2 separate regions of the Homo sapiens genome follow, and region 1 is linked to region 2. A link is an interaction called in ENCODE POLR2A ChIA-PET data of the cell type or tissue named here. Cell type or tissue: endothelial cell of umbilical vein. All regions are shown on one strand. Each heading gives the region's core, and the rest is flanking DNA. Links, peaks and the distances in the headings are about the cores only.

Region 1 (8,939 bases), core at 662-8,661, 150 kb before region 2:
GAAGTGATCTCTCAAGTCGTGCTGCATACATATTTGGAGAGTAAGTGCACTTCAGGGAGTTCTGCTAACTTAAAAAAAAAAGGATGAAAGAAGAAGACATTTGCATGCTGCATGGAGATTCCAAGGCTTGGGAAGGGCACACGTGTCAGGCAGCCAGGAGCTCTGGAACTTGCATTGGTCATCACAATTATGCCTCAGTTTCTTGAACTGCTTCCTTCTTCCTTCTTGGTATGCAGGAAGGCTAGAGGTTGTCCTACACTGCATCTGGGCAGGCTCTGGTTACAAATTCAGGCCCACTGCTCAGTGGTCTCAGCCCTCCTAGCTGAGGTACTGGTGGAATGGTGCAGCCTCTGAAGAAACCCATTCAGATCTCTGCCCTAGAGGCCATGTGTATTAGATGTGCTTCTGTACAACCGGGAAGGTGGATAGGTGAACGAAGGAGTAGGGTGTGACCAAGGAGGGACATATGCCTCCTTTAATGAGATCCTAAATTCAATCCTATTTTCCTCAATAAAAAGGGAGCAGGCCATTGTCTGGGGAGGAAAATTGGTTTCATGCTTTAAAACACGCATTCACATAGACAAACAGCCATGCTTAAACTACGATAGACTGAAAGCTGATGACAAGTCCTTGGGGATGATGATTCTATAGTCTCTCTTCAGCTACCTCAGGCATACTTGGAAATACATTTGCATTCACACCCATTCCTGTGGGCAGGGATGCATTAAGAGAGACACCGACTGAGCCTCTCTTAACCTCAGTTTCACCTGCAGCTCCTAAATAATGTGGGCAGAGGCCAAGCGTTCCCATTCAATGGATCTGAGTCCCCAGAGTGAGCTCAGCTTGGGACCTGGCATCCTGAGATGATGAAGAGAATTTTGACAATAAGGCACAGCTGGGACATCCTTACCAGCGACAGCAAACCCCAGATTCTAAAATGGTTTACTCCAGCTGCCTTGCTCAGTGCTATTTTAATAACCGGAGAGGCTGGCTGTTTAACAGTTGAATGCTTCCCCTGCCATCATTTTGGTACTTTGATTACAGGCAAAGTGACACTGACTTTTAACAACAGGGATATATAGTCTTCAATATAATGCCCCTTATATCAATGGAGGATGATTAATCTTGGTTTCTTCCCTCGAAATGCGGTGTGAGACCAGATAACAAAATTCAGGTGGGCCAGTCAGAAGATCTACAGAGGAAATGATCAAATCAGGTAATTAGCATATGCATCACCTGAAACATTTATCATTTCTCTGTTTTGAGAACATAAAAATCTGTTCTTCTACCATTAGAAAATATACAATAAATAGTGCCAGGCGTGGTGGCTCACACCTATAATCCCAGCACTTTGGGAGGCCAAGGTGGGCAGATCAGAAGGTCAGGAGATCGAGACCATCCTGGCTAATACGGTGAAACCCTGTCTGTACTGAAAATACAAAAAAAATTACCCGGGCATGGTGGCGGGCACCTGTAGTCCCAGCTACTCGGGAGGCTGAGGCAGGAGAATGGTGTGAACCCAGGAGGCGGCACTTGCAGTGAGCCAAGATCGCGCCACTGCACTCCAGCCTGGGCCACAGGGTGAGACTCCATCTCAAAAAAAAAAAAAAGAAAAGAAAATATATAATAAATTGCTGTTGATTGTAGTTGCCCTATAATGCTATAGAACACTAGAACTATAATGAAAAATATTTTATAAAGAAAATAATTCATAGTGCTCTTAGACTTCAAATACCAAACAGATTATGCTCTGGATAATTAAGAATGGATTACTGAATTCCCCACACACCAGATAATATGTGTGAAAGTAAGTCATGCACAGTACAGTGGTATAACTGTATTAGATGTTATTGTCCTTTAATGCTTTTGAGCCTTAAACTGCTGTATTAGCAAACTACTTAGGATAGCTCTTGTTTGTTGTGATGAGTGATGCTCAGCAAGGCTGAAGGGACAATTCACATGCCATCAACCAAAAACAACCTTACATTAAACAAGGACTTGCCTGCTACTTTTCTGAAAATGAACGAACAACAACACAAGACAAATTCTCCCCTGACCAGGCCTCTCTTACATCTTGGGTGGAAGGCTAAACCTGCTAAGGGGACACATTTTTTTGGGCCCGAGTCTGTATGTGCATGTGTGTGTGTGTGTGTGTTGTGTGTGTGTGTGTGTGTCTGTGTGTGTGTGTGTGTGTGTGTGTGTGTGTGTGTGTGTGTTTCAGAGTTGCCATGTGGTCAAACTGCCATAGACTGTCCCATCCAAGCTGAACAAGTAGCTCTCCTAGGAGGGGTAAAAAACAAACAACGATCTGCTCAGCACAGCGAGCAACTTCCTCACCAGGTGGGAAAATCTGGACCTGCCTCATAATGATTTTCTGTCATGCCCCACATAAGCAAATGCTGCACTAAATATACATCCCAAATACATTCTATCAGGGAGCTGGAGCAACACCAGTATTTATGCTCAGGCTAATGTTCTATTACAGGGATTATACTCAACTGAAATAAAATGAATATTCTCTAGCACAACCCAATTGTTCTTTATACAGTTTTTAATGAGATTCCGCCCAGTGTCACAGCAGTACTTATGTAATTACTCTATATAACTCTGCCAGCAAGAAGGGAATGAAATCTCCTTATCAGGGTATTGCAAACCAATAACACCTCAGCAGCCAGTCTCTTTCCATGCGCTGCTGCATTTTGGATAGTCTGGGAGCACGGCCATCATGCAGAGGGAACGCTTGGGTGACCAAGGCTTCAGCACTGCAGACTCGCTTCCAGGAATGAACACTGCACTTTCTTGAGATTTCCCAAGAAAACATATGAAAAGAAAGCGAGCCTGCAGCTTCTGAGCTGTGTCCTCTTCAATTGGGATGTTCAAAGGGGCATGTGTGGCCAGTATGCAGCCATGCGGTCAGCACGCAGCTTTTGTCAGAGGCTGCTGAAGGCAGCTTTGCTGGAACTCTGGAATAATCCACCCAGGAAGGGAAGTGAATGGGAGAAGAGGCAGATGCAGATGAAAAATTATTTGTTTGGCTCCTTGAGGAAAACTGTAAGTCAGCAGAAAGCAGAATTGAGAAAAAAAGTGCAGCTGAGAAAGAGGCTAATCTGGTCCTGAGAAATTATCTAAATTAGGAAGATAGCCTCTGCCATCCACTGCTGAAGAACCCCAGAAGCCAGGGGCTAGACCTCGAGCAGTTCCACTAAGGCTTTGTCCTGTGGTCCTAAGAATGACTTTTTCTCTACTGGTAATTCCGCTTTAGATGTGATAGGAGCCTTGAGCTGCCCCAGGGGCTATGAAATCCAAGAGCACAGCACAGGGACTTCCCCTCTACCCCAATGTCCAGTGAAGGAATTCAGTCAGAAGGACTTAGCAGCATAGTCTTGGTATCTGCTAAAGAGTTCTCAGGGCTTTCCCAGGGGAGCAAAACTGCACAGATTCTGCAAGGTAAAACATGGAGGAAGGACAGGACCATTGCATCACAAAGTCCTTGCTGGCTGCTTTCTGGGATTTTCTCTGGTAGCATCCCCATCCCTCAAGCATGGCTCAATCCTTGGTGGTGGAGATGGGTGGGAGAGGGAGCAGAATTAGGAAGCAAGCATCACTCCTACTCCACAACCAAAAGAAAATCAGCAATGAGAAGAAGGCTTGGTCAGATAGCAACAGGAAAACATAAATGAAGAATCACTACTGTTATGGCCTACATTGTAGACATTGTTCTTTACAGTCAGACCATATCGCTCACTAAGCCTTGTTGCAGAACTAGGAGAACTATGGTAGATCCTTCTTTGATCTTTACCACAGCTATCCCTCACAACCACTTCCCTCACAACAATAAAAACCTCACACCTTAGCTATAATTTACACTCCTGTGCCAACAGAGAGTGATAACAGGTTTCCACAAGGTACTTGTCATCTGTTACCTCCATGGGTGGTATTATTTGCACTTAATTGTGTTAATAGTTAAGACTCTAGTAATAAAAATAACCTTCAAAAGGTATTCTCAGCTATGATGTGACTTTACAGCCTTAGACACAAAATTCATGGAGACCAGTAGGATGGGTATTCTTCCTACTTTATAAATGAAGAAAAAATAACTCACAGATGTTAAATGACTGCCTGAAGTTTATGGCACAGTTTAAACTGGTTCCCAGGTTTCTTGATCCTTACCCAAGTCCTCATTCTATGAAAAAGTTCTGTGCTACCTGGGTAGAATGATCATTACAAGAGAAATCTGCCAGAGCTGAGCTGCACGTGAGGGAAAGCAAGCTACCTGGCCAAGCCCTGTCGATGCCCAGATTCAATTAAATATCATCAGGAAAGGGCTATTCAGTTTGTGCATTTCTCATCTCTTCTGCTCTCACGCTTTCCCTGGGGGCTGGCACAGAACTGCACAGACTGTGATTCAGGACGTTCTTCTGGGCCAGAGATGCTTCTGCCTGTTTGCTTACCCAGGAGACGAAGGCCTGCTGGAGGGCTGAGACCCAAAGCAGATGGGCAAGCTCATCACTGCACTGGGTACTGTCCTGGCCCACAAAGGCACCATGTGATAGTGACTCAAAGGTTATATTTACAGACCCCAAATTATTCAGTGCCTGTATATGCTTCCCTACTTCAAATGTAGGGGATGAGTGACAGGACAAAGTGAGAGCTGGGTGGCCAAAGTAAGATGAGTAATAGTGAAGGGCAGGCATAAAGATGACTCTCACCCAACACCATCCCAAAATGTGTAGGTGATAATGTGTGCGAGGGGAAAGGGGTTGACTCATCCTGGTTTGCCATATCTGAACAACAAGTATGACATTTTACTTAGCATTTCCATAGCATCTCTTTCTACAGAGCTTGGCGCTTGCCACATCCACCTTCTCTTGGCCTGATGAAATACCCTTGTTTAACAGGGGATCAGAGGGAGCAATCCATGCCCTTTAATAAGACTGTCCCTATCATCCTGCAAAGCCTCAGATGAAATCTACCTTACATGAGATAAGTGATATAAAGTGCTACAGTGCTTAGTACAGCACCTAGCACTCTTCGTTTAACAGCTATTTCTTGTATGTGCTAGATGATATGCTGAGCATTTTACATAGTAAATAATCAGAAAATGGAAGCTATTATAATAATTATTATCTAAAGGGAGTATGCCTCCTGTTCCTACATGCTCCCATTGCAAATCAAGCTCCTTTTGATTGTGGAACACAGGAGAAAAAAATGTCATTTTACTGTTTATGTGAGTAAATTTATTTGCCTTTGATGTATCTTGCTAAAATAAAATTTGTCCTCAGCCTTAGGTACACTGTAAATGCATATGAAGTAACAAGAATTTTCTCAAAGTCTCAACTCTTTAACACGGTCTCTCCTTTGTGCACAGGGATGTAACCAAAAAGCTAAACACAGGGCACTCCTCACCCTTGGAAAGTCACTTCCCAACATGGTACCCAAAGAGACATCTTGAAAGAGACATGCACAGTTATGTGCTCCCTCTCCAGGGAACAGTCTTCTCCAGTGGATGTGAAACAGGCTGTGGCAGCTGCTTAGTATCATTAGACCAAGGGCAAGTCACCTGCTCTCTCAGGCTTAAAATAAAGTTATCATCTCAAGCCAAAAATACTCAGCATTTGGCCAATAAAAGAAAGCCAATGAAGGCCCAGTTATCACAAGGGATTTCTTATTGATGAGATTTCTACAGTGAATAACTGAAAGTGTGATTTGTATGCATGTATGGCATTATGGAGAAGTTGATGAAAGCCAACTGCTTTGTGAAAAGGGCCATTTTGTGTGTGTGTGTGTAGATCAGCAAACCATCAAACCTGAATAAGTTTGTTTTTGTTAAGCACACAATTTCTTAATACATTTCATAAGCAATCAACCTCTGAGTGAAGAACATTAGCCTCCAATAAAAGAACAAATTATTCTTCTATATGTTCCATGTTTTCCAATGAACTGTCTCTATTCTGGTTATAATCAAGTAAAAGGCACCCACTTCAGAGATTTTTTTTTTTTTAGGGCATGGTCCTTGGCTATACAAGAGAACCAAAATGTTTTCAGAGTTTCAGATGATAACTGAGGATCCATTTGGGGTTCTGGTTTTTTGGTGGAAGTTTACCACAGGTAAGACAAAAACATAAGGCTAAGTAACTAGTACATGCAAACAAGGACCACTTATAAAATCACTCATAGCTGTACTTATTCAAGCCCTGGATAAAAAGGGAAGGCTCATACTCACTATTTCGACTAATAATTTGAATATGATTCTATCACACTTAGAGTAGATCCATTTCCAGCCTAATGCTTGGTTTTCTCTAATCTTGTTTATTCTTAATTGACACAATAATCTTTAGGCAGGATAAGGTATTTTCTCTCATAAATTTATAAACCTTTACAAAAGAAATTACTTTGCGGAAATTACTTCAAATGTCAAGTAAGTCAAGGAACTTAATCTTGGAATTATGTTTCTATTTTTAATGTTTTAATCCAGACACAGCTTTTTTTCCCTAAGTCTCCTCAAGTATTGAAGGTACTAAATCAGCTCTCATACAAACAGCTCTTCAGAAGGGAAATAATTGGAATTTTCTTCCTCATTTAGTTCTTTTAAATTCAACTACTTTGAGGGAAGATATAAAAATAAATAAATAAAATCAAATTGATTAAAATACACATGATGTGAGACGACTTTTTTTTTGCTCTAGTGTTCAACATCTTAATTAGAAACACCTGCTCAATTAAGAAAAATAGATTGAATGGAGAAATCTCAAAAAGTCATTCAGTCTATGACCCTGCTCTTGGGTCACGGGTTAACTAAAGCATCTCTAAAATGTAATTGCCTATATTAGTGTTTCTTAATCAACTTTGCAACACTCCAAGGCATTAAACAAAATGAATTTTAAATCATTTTACTTGTTAAAGCTGCTCATATGTACGTGTGTCCATCCAGAAAGGCTGGAAATGATGAGTTCATGAATTTCAGAAGAAGTAAAGCAAGGAGGGGATTACTGATGTTCATTGATAGCTGGCCATTGGTTAGACAACTTAATGATTGGGCCTTTTCTCTTTTGTCTCTACAAAGTTGACTGTACTGCAATCCCATTTCTTCCAATTCTATCATCTATGAAAATGAAGATTTACCATCATCTACCTTTTATTTATTCTTTTATAGATAATATCCACAGGTAGTTAAGTCAGCCTTTTTAAAGGGAGTATCTTCCCCTATCATCCCTTTAAAAAACTGATTTATATAACGTTTTATAATTTGCAAAGTACATATTCACAAAAATCCTCAGAAATTTAAAAATTATTCTTAACCTTGTTTACAGATGTGAGAACTGAGTGAGGTCATGTGTCACCTATTAAAATATTTGTGATAATTTCTTTCTTTCTTTTTTTTTCTTTTTGAGTTGGAGTCTGGCTCTGTCACCCAGGCTGGAGTACAGTGGTGAGATCTTGGCTCCCTGCAACCTCTACCTCCCAAGTTCAAACAATTCTCCTGCCTTAGCCTCCCAAGTAACTGGGATTACAGGTGCCCACCACCATGCCTGACTAATTTTTTGTATTTTTAGTAGAGACAGGATTTCACCATGTTGGCCAGGCTGGTATCAAACTCCTGACCTCAAGTGATCCACCTGCTTTTGGTCTCCCAAAGTGCTGGGATTATGGGTGTGAGCCATTAAGCCCAGCCTCTGATAATTTCTAGTTAGTTAGGTGGCTAGAAAATGTTGAGCCAGGGGCTCAAGCCCAGGCTTTCAATTTCTAATCTTTGGTTCTCTCCACTGTTCTGTATTAGCCTCTCAGAAGGTATTCAGACATTTGTATTACCTGATTTAGTTTTTCTCAGTGCTTTTAAGCCATGCAGCCCCAAACTAAAGTAACACTCCAGTAATGTGCAGTGAAAGCATTATCACTTTTATTTTGAATGTTGTGCTCTTGACAGTCTTTTAAAAGAGCCTCTTTCATTGATTATTAATTCAACTACCAGTCTGCTTTTATTCTTAATCATTTTTCCTGTGTTTCCTTGTTGCTAGCAAGCAAGTCAGTATCCTTGCATACTTACTTAATTTACTCTTCCTCCTTAACACACAGACCACTTACTGAGTCTTTACTGTGGGCGAGACACTATGCTTATGTCATTTTCACATAACTCCACAAGGTATATATCATTAACCTATTTTGCAAATGAACAACCTGAGGCTCAGAAAGGTCAAGTGTGTGTAACCTATTATTTTTTTGAATATATCTAAGAGAATCTGAATTTTGTCTTTCAGGTTTTTCTTGGTCTTATTTATGATACAGTGTATACTCCCCTTTTCTTAATTAAAGAAGCACTAAATGTCATTCCAAATAATGACTCATTTGTGCATACACTAGGACCCAGAATATAAGATAAGCTGCCCATGTAGTTTCATGGCTAACACAGTGGTCAGCACACAGGTGCTGAATAATGTACTGAGAGCTGCTCATGCCTTTGAGGACCATGCCTTAGAGTACCATTGATGGACTGAAAATATAAGAAAAAACAATCTAGAAAGAAAAAAAAATGAAAAAGGCAAAAGACAGAAGAGAAAGAAGGGGGAGATGGTTCTGTAGCCTCTGAAGTAAATTTTTGTTTTTTTGTTTTTTTGTTTTTGAAACAAGGTCTCACTCTGTCGCCCAGGAGCGCAGTGGCAACATCACAATCACGATCGTGGCTCATTGCAGCCTCTACCTCTGGGGCTCAGGTGATCTGCCCACCTCAGCCTCCTGAGTAACTGGGACTACAGGTGTGTGTCACCATGTCTGGCTATTTTTTTGTAATTTTTTTCGAGACAGGGTTTTGCCATGTTGTCCAAGTTGGTCTCGAATTCCTGGACTCAAGCAATCTGCTCACCTCCGCTGGGAGACCTTGGCCTCTCAAAGTTCTGGGGTTACAGGCGTGAGCCACCCTGCCCAGCTGGTAAATGCTTTTTAAA
Region 2 (8,939 bases), core at 391-8,390:
AGACAATCTACCATGACCTCTCTTGGAGGTGGTAATGTCCAAGTAATCTCTTTGACACACATGAATTCCCATCATATGATTATGAAAAAGGAGACTGTTAAAACTGAAAAAAAAATGTGGAAACTGCAATCATGGGTTCTGGAGAATGGAAGGAAGAAGTGAATTTGGGATTCTTGGCCCCTATTTTGATTCATATCATTATTCTATTATCTGTTCCTCAAAATTTGCTTGGCATCCTGACTCCCTCAAGAGAGATGGAGATTGTTTGTTGCCAAGGGCCACCAGTATCCAAGATACAAAAAGATACATCTTTTATCCTCTACTTGCAAGTACCATAAAGAGGCCAGCTCTGGGGTACTTTTAGGCTTGCTATGGAGGCAGCCACAACACTATCTCTGGCACTAGAAATACATCTGAACAATCTGGAATTAATTATAGAGTTGCAAAGAATTCCACAACATCTAAAAAGATAAGCTTGTATGAGTTCAACCGAACTATTCTGATTAAGCAATTTTTGCTAGCTTTCCTTCTTTCTGATTTAACCCAGAGCATTTAACAAGCACTCTGAAAGCCCCCCTACACTCTGAGTCTAGCCACACAAAAGCTGAAATCCAGTCATCCTGACTGTATCTAATAGCTTCTTCTTCTCTTTTTTTTTTTTTTTTTTTTTAAGATGGAGTTTCGGTCTTGTCTTGCCCAGGCTGGAGTGTGGTGGCATGATCTCGACTCACTGCAGCTTCCACCTCCCGGGTTCAAGTGATTCTCCTGTCTCAGCCTCTCAAGTAGCTGGGACTACAGGCATGTGCCACCACACCCGGCTAAATTTTTTTTTTTTTTAAGTAGAGAGGGGGTTTCACCATGTTGTCCAGGCTGGTCTTGAGCTCCTGACCTCAGGTGATCCACCCGCCTTGGCCTCCCGAAGTGCTGGGATTACAGGCATGAGCCATCGTGCCAGGCCAACTAATAGCTTCTTAATCACAGTTTTGCATCCCAACTCTCCACATTGTCACCTAGCAGCAAATGGAATCCACAGCACTATAAATAATTAGTGTATGTCAAACTGCTCATAAATGCATTAAGATTACTAATAAAGAAGCACATACCCTATGAATACAGTATACTTCCTCCTAGTACAATATTTAAAAATACAAGCTGTTGACAAGCTGCTCCTCTGAACTAAAAACCACTTCTACATTATTAATATTAGTGACCTCACATGGGACCCAAGCTCTCTTGTAACAACAGAAAGTGACAACCATCAATGAGACACAGTGCAAGGAGGTGCTATCTCCCAAGGCAGATGTGAACCACAGATAGCTTGACTTCTGAGACTAAGATTCTTTTTCTTTACCTCCCAAAGAAGTTGCTGTATGGAAAGAAACCCGGTTTTTCTGAATTCTTTTTATTCATTAGACTAAATGGCCTAAACAAGGGAACTAGTTCCTGCAGCTAGAAATAAACTAGTCTTGGGGCCAGGCACAGTGGCTCACGCCTGTAATCCCAGCACTTTGGGAGGCCGAGGCAGGTGGATCACGAGGTCAAGAGATCGAGACCATCCTGGCCAACATGGTAAAACCCTGTCCCTACTAAAAATACAAAAATTAGCCGGGTGTGATGGTGCACGCCTGTAGTCCCAGCTACTCGGGAGGCTGACGCAGGAGAATCCCTTGAACTCAGGAGGCGGAGGTTGCAGTGAGCCGAGATCGCGCCACTGCACTCCAGCCTGGGCAACCAAGTGATACTCCATCTCAAAAAAAAAAACAACAAACAAACAGAAAAGAAAAAAGAAAAGAAGGAAATAAACTAGTCTTTCCCACTCTGTGATGCCAGGGTGGAGAAGTCAGCTTTGTGGCCTGGCAGCTATTCACATGATTCTGAGGGGCTTTCCCCCAGAAAGAATATAAAGCAAGCTTGTGGATAGCAGGCAGGGTATGAAATCAAACCAAATCAAGTACAAATGTCACAAGATACACATCTTTCCCAAAATGTAGGCATAGTAGAGTATCTTAAACACTGTAAAACAATACTAACTCCATAGCCTCATTAACTAACCTACTTACTATGTATTTCTTGTTGCTAATTCCCTTGGGTGCCTCTGGATTCCAGGCCTCTTACAGATGATTCTGAAACTCCTATGAAGGTGAAAATAGACTTATCATGAAAGCTGGTAAGCCTGCTTCTTTTGGATCTTTTCTATAAATGACAATGAATGTACTTGTTCCCAAGGTGAGGATGAACAAACATAAGATGATGAGTACTGTTGTTACTTCACAAGTAGATACATTCCAGGTCCTAGGCAACTTTTACTATATTTTGCAGATTACTCTTAGTTCTTTCTAAATCTCTAGGGATGGAGCCTGTTACTAAAGGAAAGGTGGTTATGACATTGTTTCCTCTGAGAATGATGCCTGAACCAACTCTATCAGAAACACCTGGGTGCTTTTCAAAAACACAGATTCCTGGGCCCAACTTTAAGACAGTTTAAATCACAGATTTGGAGGTGTTCCAGAAATCTATTTTAAACCGCTACCAAAGTCTAGAAACTCTGGCTTAAGGTATTGCAGGGTTGAAAAGCTTTGGACTATTGACTAGTTGAAAGCCATGTAATTTATTCTTATGGTGACTGCCGTATCACACTCAATGGCAGAAGCAGTCCACTTGGCACCATTATCCATTCTTTGCATACCTTTAACCTCTTGGACATATCCACTCCCCTGGACCACAAGGTCTAAATACAAACCAGATGCAGTTGATCATGCACTGGCATGTAGAACCTTCAGAGAATACTCTGATTAGAGAATGTGAGGAATGTGTAGTTCAATGCAAGAAACAAAGATGAATCAGCTGAAAGGTAAGAAGTAAGCCTGGATGCTACAGTGTGAAAAATATAGTCAAATCCAACAAGCATCAGTTGAGTTCCACTCAAGGAAAGATTGAGTTCTGAGAAGGAAGGAGTTGTCAGGAATATTATCACATAAAGTTAAGTCAAAAGAGGACAGAAGGTTTTGGCATGAAGGAGGTCCTCAATCTAAGAATGTACTTCTGGTAAACGGATCTGACAAATCAATGGAAATAAAAGCTAATTGAAACAGGGCTGTGGAGAAATCAGGGTATGGAAATGAAGATCTCACAAACAGACTACTCTTCCATAGGAAAAGGAAAGAAAGAAATTGTCCTAGCTTGGAATTAAATATAGTGTTTGTTTGAAGATGGGAGGCTTTTCAGGAGTTCCCAAGCAGACTTTCATTCTGCCTGCAGAACAAAAGGGTAAGGGCTCAAAAGCTACCATGTAAGAGTTCAAAAAGCCTCCCAGTCCACAGCCTACCCAAACCACTAACCAAATGGATGGTCAGAGTTGGACCTAAGGTCTCACTGACTCACTTGGGAATCACTTAGACAAGCAACAGTATAACAAAACTGGCTGGACTCCCAGCTGTTCACTGTGTGTGCCTGAATGAGTAAACAAATCAGAAAGGCTCACTAGTCACAGCCTTCTGCTCTGAGGCTTGGAGACCTAAAAGGAATGAAAAGGGGAAATTGATAAAAGGAGATGACAGCTTTGGAACAAAAGCCTTGCCTACACTCATAACCTTGGGTACTAGGAGAGGGAAAGGAAGGAATTCCAAAAGTCATGGTAGGGAGATTTTCCTCCTATTATTCAAAGAAAGGAGGACACACATGGTCAATTAGGAAGAAAAACCTCTTTGTGCCTGATACATTGGATGCATTGTCCTCATGCCATTTGCCCTAATGTAAGAATAGTCTTGGGAACACAGCCAGCATGAGTGTCCACTTGACTCATTAGCTGCAACAGTACCAGTCTCTGAGAACTTGTCAGGTCAGTATAGAAGGAGCTCTGTCAGAATCCAAAGTTTCTCCAGAAAGAAGGAAGAAGGAATTAAATATTAATAAAATGGTAAAAGATATAGAGGATTTTTACCTTCAAAGGAAAAAATCATTCTATTCAAATTAGGAAGGAGTTTTATGGAATAGTTTTGATTAGACATATACTGGTAAAATGTAGTCTTTGGCGTTTTACCTTCCCTCACAACATGTATTTTCAAAGTTTTCAATATTCAAGTTATCACTCTAACTGTTGAAATACAGATAGATCAAACAGCTTTATAGAGGGATAACTCATATGCCATACAATTCATCTATTTAAAGTGTATAATTCAGTGGGTTTTGGTACATACATAAGGTTGTGCGACCTTTGCCATAATCAACTTTAGAACATTTTCATCACCCCAAAAAGAAATCCTCCCATATCCATTAGCAAGCAATCATTCCCCATTTCCCAACTTCCTTCTTCCCCAGTCTTGGAAAACCATTAATCTACTTTCTGTCTCCATGGATTTGCCTATGCAGTTATGCAGCTCATACAACATTTTGGTCAACAATGGATCTCATATATGACAGTGGTCCCATAAGACTAAAAGGAAGCTGAAAATTCTTATTGCCTAGTGGTGTCATAGCCATCATAATGTAATGCGTTACTCATATGTTTGTGATGATGCTGGTGTAAACAAACCTACTGCAATGCCAGTCATATAAAAGCATAGCACATATAATTATGTACAGTAAATAACACTTGATAATAGCAATGACTATTACTGTTTTATGTATTATTATACTATACTTTTTATCATTAACCATGTGTGTTATTTCCCCTGAAGACCTTCCAGTGGGACAAGATATGGAGATTGAAGACAGTGATAATGATGATCCTGACCTTGTGTACGCCCAGGTTAATGTGTGTTTGCCTTAGTTTTTAACAAAGTTTAAAAAGTAAAAATAAATTTTAAATAGCGAAAAGCTTATAGAATATTTTTAAATGTTTTTGTACAACTGTGCAATGTGTTTATATTTTAAGCTAGGTGTTATTATAAAAGAATCAAAAAGTATAAATATTCTAAAAGTTCATGAAGTTACAGTAAGCTGAGCTTAATTTGTTATTGAAGAAAAAAATTTTTACATAAATTTAGTGTAGCTTAAGTGTACAGTGTTTATTAAATCCATAGTAGTGTACATCAATGTCTGAGACCTTCATATTCATTCACCACTCACTCACTGATTCATCCAGAGCAACTTCTAGTCCTGCAAGCTCTATTCATGGTAAGTGTCCCATATAGGTGTACCATTTTTAATGTTTCATACGTTAAAGATGTTTGATGTTTTACTGTACTTTTTTATGTTTAGATACCCAAATACTTACCATTGTGTCCCAACTGCCTATAGTATTCAGTACAGTAACATGCTATACAGGTTTGTAGCCTAAGAGCAATAGGCTATACCACATAACCTGGGTAGTATATATAGTAGGCTATGCCATCTAGGGTTGTGTACACTCTATGATGTTCACACAACAAAATCACCCTATTCTCAGAACATACCCTGTTGTTAAGTAATGACACATGACTGTAACTGGAATCATACAATATGTAGTCTTCTCGATTGGTTTCTTTCATTTAACATAACGTTTTCGAGGCTCATCCATGTAGAAAACATATATTTCTTTTTATTGGCAATATTGCATTATATGGATATACCACACTTTATTTATTCATTTCTCAGCTGACAGATATTTGGGTTACTTCCACTTTTTGGCTATCATGAATAATGCTGATAAAACTTTCATAGTAGTACCATACATGGTAGTAAAGAGCCTATATCACTCAAATTCTTTTCTTTTTTTTTTTTTTTTGAGACAGGGTCTCACCCAGGCTGGAGTGCAGTGGCACAGTTACAACTCACTGCAGCCTCGATGTCCCAGGCTCAAGTGATCTTCTCACCTCAGCCTCTTGAGTAGCTGGGACCACAAGCGCGCAACACCTCGCCCAGCTAATTTTTGTATTTTTTGTAGAAACAGGGTTTTGCCATGTTGCCTAGGCTGGTGTCTAACTCATGGGCTCAAGTAATACACCTGCCTCAGCCTCCCAAAGTGCTGAGATTACAAGTGTGAGCCACTGTGCCCAGCTCAAATTATTTCAAAGGTGTGGAAGGCAAAATTTCTTTAAAACACCTGTGCTATTCAAGGTGCCATCCTAGAAGCAGAGTGACCAAGGCGCTAACTTACTGATCTTGAACTTCCCAGACTGTGGGAAATACATTTCTGTTCTTCATTTTTTTTAGTGTGCTAGTTGTAGGAAACCATCAGTTAGATTTAAATGGTGGCAATAAAAATGATGCAGATTTGGTAACATGTTTTGTCATTTATACTGAGTTGAGAATTTAAAGGTTTAGAGTTCACTTTACTACTATTTATTTGTAGCTTGTCATTTTTCCTTTCATGCCTGTACTGCTTTTAGCTCTATTAGTTCTCAACTTAGTCTTTAAAAAAATGGACCTATTTTTTACCTTCATTAGCTTCGACAAGAAAACCCATAATTACTACTGCCCATTAGAACTAAATGGATGGTGAGTATTTACCACACAATTTCTTCTTATTAAGCTCACTACAGTTGCCCCTTGGGGACTGGTTCCAGGAACCCCCACAGATACCACAATCCAAATGTTCAAGTCCCTTATATAAAATAGAGTAGTATTTGCATATAAGCTAGCACGTCCTCCTATATACTTTATCTTTCTGGGTTACTTATAATACCTAATACAATGTAAATGTATGTAAATGGTTGTTTAACTGTATTGGTTTTTTATTATTTTTTCTTGTTTTTTTCCTAAACATTTTCCATCCACAGTTGGTTGAATCCATGGCTGTACGATGTTTTAAAAAGTACGGTTACATTCTGTTTCCTAAGAAAACACTTAACTGTATTTTTCTGTTTACAAATGGGTCTGATACCCAATAATTAAAATTATTTTAATAAGCCAAATTCTTCATGCATAGAAAGACGAACTAATACCACATATGTGCTCAAAAATAAATAAATAAATAAATGTGGGGTTTCCCTTTAAGGATAGAGTCTAAACTCCTAAAAGGCTAAAACTGACTCTCTAAGAACTGTTCCCTGCCATATCTCCAGCCTCATTGCCACTACTCTTTAAACCCACCCTGCATGCAGTAACAGAGGCCTGCTTGTGTTTGCCTGTACATATTGCACTCTTTGCTTCCCTGTCTTTGCTCCTGCTGCTTCGTCTAGAAGGCCTCCTACAACCATCCTTCACCTGCCTCATTCTGATTTTTAAAATAATTGGTTCAGTGGTCACCTCCTCTAGGAAGGCTTAATAAATGTGGTTCCAGCCTCTCACTGACCCCTCCCCTATCACCAGTAACATAATCACAAGTTAAGTATACTTCCCTCTGGACTCCCGTGGTGTGTAAGATCTCTGCACTTACTGACTCCAACTGTACTTATCCTTTGAGAAGTATGTCTTCACCTCTAAACTGTGAGGCAAAGTTCTGCCACCGATTCTACACAACTAGTACTGGGACTGAAAATACAAAGCTGCTTAATAAATGTTTTTAGTTTGCTGATGAAATACATTAGCCATTCTCAAACTTTTTGGTCTCAGGACCCCTTTACACTGCTAAAAATGACTGAGAACATCAATGAGCTTTGTTTATGTGGATGATATATGGTATATTTTTACCATTTTAGATGTTTAAACTGAGAAATTTTTAAAATATGCATCAATTCAAGAAAAGAAAAGTTAATAAATAACCCTTAGCATTTTTTGAAAATATCTGTGACTCCAAGGACTCTCTGAAAGGGTGTCAGGGACCACCCAGGGCCCCAGCACAATGGTATTGTGGGTTGTTTGTTTCACAAATTACAAAATGTATTTTCATTCACAAACGAAATATTTGAGAAGGTTGATAGGCAAATGAAAAGATATAAAGGAAGGGAAGGGGGATACAACCTTAACCATAGCTAGAGAAAATAGCTGAGGACAGAGAGGCAAAGCCAAGGAAGAGTGGTAATAAAGTAGTATAAACATCACCAGTCTTAGGAAAAATAATAAAGAAGCTAAAAGTAATTCTGTACCAACAAAACCAAAAACAGGAACGACACAGAAGGACAAAAGTCTGAACGAAACCTTAAGTAAAAATTGATCTTTTGGGTAGGAAATGTACCACTTTAACAATTCTATTCCACACAACTCCCATCTTTTTATCTTTCTCAGTCCTCATATGCTCTTTATTACACATCTCTTCTGCCTCTTTTGGATATCTATTCTCTCTTGATTTGTAGTTATCAGCCGAAAAATGCTGCTCAAAGGTTATATGATTAGAGGGGGGAAAGCAACAGCTCTCATGAAGCTGCATGATTGGAATTCAACTGATAAATTTTTTAACATTCCATTAAAATATAAAAAATGTTAATGAGATTTTAAAATTAGAAATGCTGAAGTTATTTTTACATGCTGAAAATACATTAAAAATTACTGTTCTTAAAATATGCTGCATAAAGGCCAGGATTGGAAAGTAATTTGGATTTGGCTATTGTGCTAGGGTGGTAGAATTACAGATGATTTAAATTACTTCTTTAATTTTGTTATATCATTGCTCCTACAGCAACAAAAGCCACAGAAATATGACAATTAATTCTCAATTTCCATATGCCTTTGGTCCTTTCTACAGACTTTTCAGGGATGTGCAATTGGTTTGGATTTTGTTAAGTAGTCATGTGCACTGAGGTCAAAAGCTTAAAGTCTAGACCAGGGGTAAACAAATTATAGACTAAACCAAACTGAGCCCTCATACAGTTTTTGTATAGCCCTCAAGCTAAGAATGGTTTCTTACATTTTTAAAAGGTATAAAAACAAAACAAAATTAAAAAAGAATAATAGACAAAAGAAATTGTAAATAGTCTGCTAAACTGAAAATACTTACTGTCTGGACTTTTATTTTTAACAGTCTCCCTTGCCAGGTGCAGTGGTGCACACCTGTAGTCACAGCTACTGGAGAGGCTGAGGTGGAAGGATCAGAGGATCACCTGAGCCCCGGAGTCCAAAGCCAGAGACTCTGAGATCTCTTT

Evidence for each region. Peaks named below come from ENCODE experiments on the same cell type or tissue, not always from the same donor. Only the 100,000 strongest peaks of a DNase experiment are listed, where the experiment ranks them.
Region 1: POLR2A ChIA-PET joins it to region 2 with 13 read pairs; 4 of 35 experiments call an interaction of 5 or more read pairs at or near these places.

Annotation. Positions count from the first base shown.
Region 1 is chr15:43,949,826-43,958,764 of GRCh38, forward strand. All of the region lies in intron 1 of FRMD5 (FERM domain containing 5), which reads right to left. Among named protein-coding and RNA genes, the nearest start is that of WDR76, 130 kb to the left of the region's middle. In endothelial cell of umbilical vein, for the core only: no CTCF peak of the experiment used is centred there; no DNase peak of the experiment used is centred there.
Region 2 is chr15:44,099,399-44,108,337 of GRCh38, forward strand. All of the region lies in intron 1 of FRMD5 (FERM domain containing 5), which reads right to left. Among named protein-coding and RNA genes, the nearest start is that of FRMD5, 91 kb to the right of the region's middle. In endothelial cell of umbilical vein, for the core only: no CTCF peak of the experiment used is centred there; a DNase peak (open chromatin) is centred at 3,553; H3K27ac peaks cover 1,567 bases.